Regions from separate parts of the Homo sapiens genome. Here region 2 is linked to region 1. A link is an interaction called in ENCODE POLR2A ChIA-PET data of the cell type or tissue named here. Cell type or tissue: Panc1. All regions are shown on one strand.

Evidence for each region. Peaks named below come from ENCODE experiments on the same cell type or tissue, not always from the same donor. Only the 100,000 strongest peaks of a DNase experiment are listed, where the experiment ranks them.
Region 2: POLR2A ChIA-PET joins it to region 1 with 5 read pairs; 2 of 35 experiments call an interaction of 5 or more read pairs at or near these places.

What each region holds. Positions count from the first base shown.
Region 1 is chr3:142,443,493-142,445,992 of GRCh38, reverse strand. All of the region lies in intron 1 of XRN1 (5'-3' exoribonuclease 1), which reads left to right. Among named protein-coding and RNA genes, the nearest start is that of XRN1, 3.3 kb to the left of the region's middle. RefSeq lists an enhancer at 1-130 and a silencer at 1,706-1,912. In Panc1, no CTCF peak of the experiment used is centred here; no DNase peak of the experiment used is centred here; H3K4me3 peaks cover 359 bases; H3K27ac peaks cover 857 bases.
Region 2 is chr3:142,235,665-142,238,164 of GRCh38, reverse strand. No RefSeq gene overlaps it. Among named protein-coding and RNA genes, the nearest start is that of GK5, 11 kb to the right of the region's middle. In Panc1, no CTCF peak of the experiment used is centred here; no DNase peak of the experiment used is centred here.

The DNA of each region.
Region 1 (2,500 bases):
ATTGCCATCTGTGCAAAAGCGAGAAGGAAGCAATGGGGCAACATCTGATGAACCTTAGAACAGAATTCCAGAATAGCCAGCGGTATCCACTAAAAGACTGTGCTGGCCAATTAGATAGCGGTAGCTGAAACAGAGGAGTTTTATTCACTCCATTATTGACTGGGTGAAGGTCTACCATAAGAAAGACCAAACAGGCAGGAGTAGTCTACCTCCTGTGAACACTCAAAACTGACTTGCCAAGGTGCCATTCTAGACCAGAGCCCTAAGGAAAAGGGAGTGGAATAAAGTCTTACGGAAATGTTATGCTGGAAGTGGAATAAAATTTTATGAAAGGGACAATAGAGACAAGAAGAGAAGGAGATAGACCATATAAAAGTGAGGCAAAGTCATAGAATCAAGAAATCTTAGAAAACAAACCACAAAGCAAACCACTGTATTTTTTAACACTACCCAGAAACAGCTTTGTGAACTTATATTCCCTGAACCTCTACTCATTCTAAAAGTTCAAGAAAATTAAATTCACATAAAAATGAGCTACAGAAAGGTATTGAGATCAAATTACATACAAAGTTATTATACGAGAAAAAGGGACAGAGTATCTCTCCAGACATAAAAACTTGCAATGAAAAAAATGCACACAAAATAGACCAAAATTATAACCAAAACTATTATCTATTTCACAATGAGTTAAAAGGCATTAAGAAAATGAGGTAAGACATGAAAGAACAACGTGTATCAATTATGAAAATGTGAGAATGAGATGACAGAGAAAGTTAGAAGTAAATGAAAAAAAAATGCAGAGCTGAGCCTCAAATAGAAGCAAGACGAGCAAATGATACCATTTGAGAAAACAATCGGCAGTGGAAAGATGAAATTTTAAAAAATAAAATAGATTTAAAAGATTCAAGAAAAAGTAACGATAAGAAAGATAGGCAAAGAAGACAAATAGTAGAGGTGCCTGAAAAAGAAAAAACCAAAGCAGCATAACAGAATGGGTACTCAGTAAATATTTTTTGAGTGAATTAATTTATTAGCTATAGCATATAGCATATAGAAATGCATATTAAAATAGACATGGTATATTAGTATGTTGTAAAACAGTATTTTTTAAAAAAGTGAAATGAAGCCTGGGATTATTATGATTATTTTTTTTTATGAAACATAGTGTATATACTTATGGGGTTCATGAGATGTTTTCGTACAGGCATGCAGTGTGTAATAATCATATCATGGAGAATGGAGTATCCATCCACTCAAGTATTTATCCTTTGTGTTAAAATCTAATTACACTCTTTTAGTTGTTTTTAAATTATTGCCTATCGTCACCCTGTTGTGCTATCACATAGTAGGTCTTATTCATTCTTTTTTTTTATTTTTTATTTTGGATACAAGGTCGCGCTCTGTCACCCCGGCTGGAGTACAGTGACGCAATCTCGGCTCACTGCAACCCCTGCCTCCCCGGTTCAAGCAAGTCTTGTGCCTTAGCCACCCAAGTAGCTGGGATTAGGCGTGTGCCACTACGCCTAGCTAATTTTTGTGTTCTTAGTAGACATGGAGTTTTGCCGTGTTGGCCAGGCTCTTCTCCAACTCCTGGTGGCCTCAAGTGATCCGCCCACCTCAGCCTCCCAAAGTCCTTGGATTATAGGCATGAGCCACCGTGCCTGGCCTGTGTTTTTTTGTTCTGTTTGTTTTAATTTAAATCTTTTTAAAAATAGAGATGGGTTTTTGCCATGTTGCCCACTCTGATCTTGAACTACTGGGCTCAAGTGATCTGCCCGCCTCGGCCTCCCAAAGTGCTGGGATTACAGGCGTGAGCCCCCGTGCCCAGACTAGGTCTTATTCGTTCTTTCAGTTTTTCTTTTATACCCATTAACCTTTCCCACCTCTCCCCTGACTCCCCGACTACCCTTCCCAGCCTCTAGGAACCATCTTTCTATTTTCTATGTCCATGAGTTCTATTGTTTTGATTTTTAGATTCCATAAATAAGTGAGAACATGCAATGTTTGTCTTTCTGTGCTGGACTTATTTTACTTGACATAATGAACTGCATTTCCACCCATGTGGTTGCAGATGGCAGGATCTCATTCCTTCTTGTGGCTGAATAGTACTCCATTGTGTATATACCACATTTTCTTTATCCATTCATTTGTTGATGGACGCTTAGGTTGCTTCCAAATCTTGGCTATTGTGAACAGTACAGCAACAAACAAAGGAGTGCAGATATCTGCGATATACTGATTTCCTCTCTTTGGGTTATATTAACACAGATAGCAGTGGGGTTGCTGGGATCATATGGTAGCTCTATTTTTAGTTTGTTTTTGTTTGTTTGTTTGTTTTTGCAGTTGCAAGATTTAATAGAGTGACATAGAGTGAAAACAGAGCTCCCATACAAAAGGAGGGGACCCGAAGGGGGTTGCTGTTGCCGGCTTGAATGCGTGGGTTTACATCCCGATCCTTGTCCCTCCCACTGTGCTGTCAGGCAGTAGATGATTGGCTATT
Region 2 (2,500 bases), 210 kb after region 1:
ATAAATAACTTGTAGTGTTTTCAGGGTAATTTGTGGACATGTATAGAGTTGTGAAAAATCTGAGTCACTCAACATGCATGTTCCCAGCTGACCTCAAATAAGATGATCTTTGCCTTCCTGTTTGTAAACTGGTGTCCTTTTCAGTGTCTGTTTAGAGCCATATTTTTCACATTTTATGCTTTTTGTTGGTGATTTCACTGTTTAAAATAGTTCCAAGTGTAGTGCTAAAATGTTCACCAGTGTTCCTAAGCATAAGAAGGCTATGTCATTGTAGGAGAGAATATGTGTTAGATAAGCTTTGTTCAGGGGAGATACTAGGTTCAATGTTAATTAACCAACTATGTATTAAATAGGATGTCTTTAAGCAGGACATATAATACAAGGTTGTGTATTAATCGATTCAAGAAAATGTGACCAGGGGCCTACAGGAAGCTAACCCTGTATTTCCTCTAGGAAAAATGGTTCAATATTTGCTAATTCGGGGTTGCCAGTGATGTTACAGAACATAACTACTGTGAGTAATGAGAATCGAGTATAATTCTTTTTTTTTTTTTTTTTTTTTTTGAGATGAGGTTTTCTCTTAATGCCCAGGCTGGAGTGCAATAGTGCAATCTCTGCTCACTGCAACCTCTGCCTCCTGGGTTCAAGCAATTCTTCCACCTCAGCCTCCCAAGTAGTGGGGATTACAGGCTCATGCCGCCACGCCTGGCTAATTTTTGTATTTTTAGTAGAGATGGGGTTTTGCCATGTTGGCCAGGCTGGTCTCAAACTCCTGACCTCAGGTGATCCGCCTGCCTCAGCCTCCCAAAGTGCTGGGATTATAGGCATGAGCCACCATGCCCAGCCGAGTATGATCCTTTTTCAGTTAAAAATCAGTGTATACTGCTTACAGTCTTTATTTCTACTTTCGTTTGCATTTGAATCAATTAGGTTTTATTCATTCTAAGTTCTACTCTCCTTTATAGTAATAAAGCATGATGGAAAGCTAGAGCTACAATTTGTGAAATATAGTCTGTACTAAGTATATTTTTAAAGTAGGGCTTTTTTTCCTTGACAGGATAAAATCTGAACGTACCTACTAAATGTCCTCATTGCTGGTTGGGCATGGTGGCTCATGCCTGTAATCCTAGCACTTTGGGAAGCCAAGTCAGGAGGACTGCTTGAGCCCAGGAGTTTGAGAGCAGCCTGGGCAACATAGCGAGACTTGTCTCTACAAAAAATAATTTTTAAAAGTTACTCAGGTGTGGCGGTGTGCACCTATAGTCCTAGCTACTTGGGAGACTGAGGCAGGAGGATTGCTTGAGCCCACGACTTGGAGGTTGCAGTGAGCTATGATCGTGGATGTTGCCACTGCACTCCAGCTTAGGCAACAGAGCAAGACCCTGTATCTAAAATAAATAATAAATAAATAAATGTGGCTGGGTATGGTGGCTCGCACCTGTAATCCCAGCACTTTGGGAGTTCAAGGAGGGCAGATGGCTTGAGTCCAGGAGTTTGAGACCAGCCTGGGCAACATGGCATAACCCCACTCTACAAAAAAAAAAAATACAAAAATTAGCTGGGCATGGTGGCACATGCCTGTAGACCCAGCTGCTCTGGAGGCTGAGGTGGGAGGATCACCTGAGCCCAGGAAGCAGAGGTTGCAGTGAGCTGAGATTGTGACACTGCACTCCATCCTGGGTGACAGAGTGAGACCTTGTCTCAACAAGAAAAAAAAAAAGAATAAATATCTGGGTTGCTAACAACCATATCAAGTACTTTATTATGCTTAGCTTTACATAAAAGTATCATTAGGGTCAAAGTCCCTAGGTCCACACATCCTGCCTGAATGTTATCAGAACTAAGAGCTCATTTGAAGTCAGCCTGGAAACTGCAACTTTTTCAGATGTGCTGTATTAAAATTATGGATCAATCTTTTATTTCTTTTTCTTTTTTTTTTTTTGAGACGGGGTCTTGCTCTGTCACTCAGGATGGAGCACAGTAGCACGATCTTGGCTCACTGCAACCTCTGCCTCCCGGGTTTAAGTGACTCTCATGTCTCAGCCTCCTGAGTAGATGGGATTACAAGTGTTTGCCACCATGCCCTGCTAATTTTTGTATTTTTAGTAGAGATGGAGTTTTACCACGTTGGCCACACTGGTCTCAAACTCCTGACCTCAGGTAATCCACCTGCCTCAGCCTCCCAAAGTGCTGGGAGTACAGGCATAAGCCACTGTGCCTAGCCCAGATCAATCTTTTCAACTCCAGAATTCTGAGTTTTATATATGCAGATGACATCACCTTATGCTCACTATAAAGAGTTGAGTCCTATGTGCATAGAGGGCTTCTTGGAGTGATGGAAATATTATTTATCTTGGTAGGGATGGGGTGGTTACATGGTTGTATACACTTGTCAAAACTCATAACTGTACATTTCAATAAATCTGACCTTAAAATGAAAACAATCCCATTTGAGAAGAAACTTTATGTTGATAGAGGTTAAGCAACCCTGTGTGGGGAA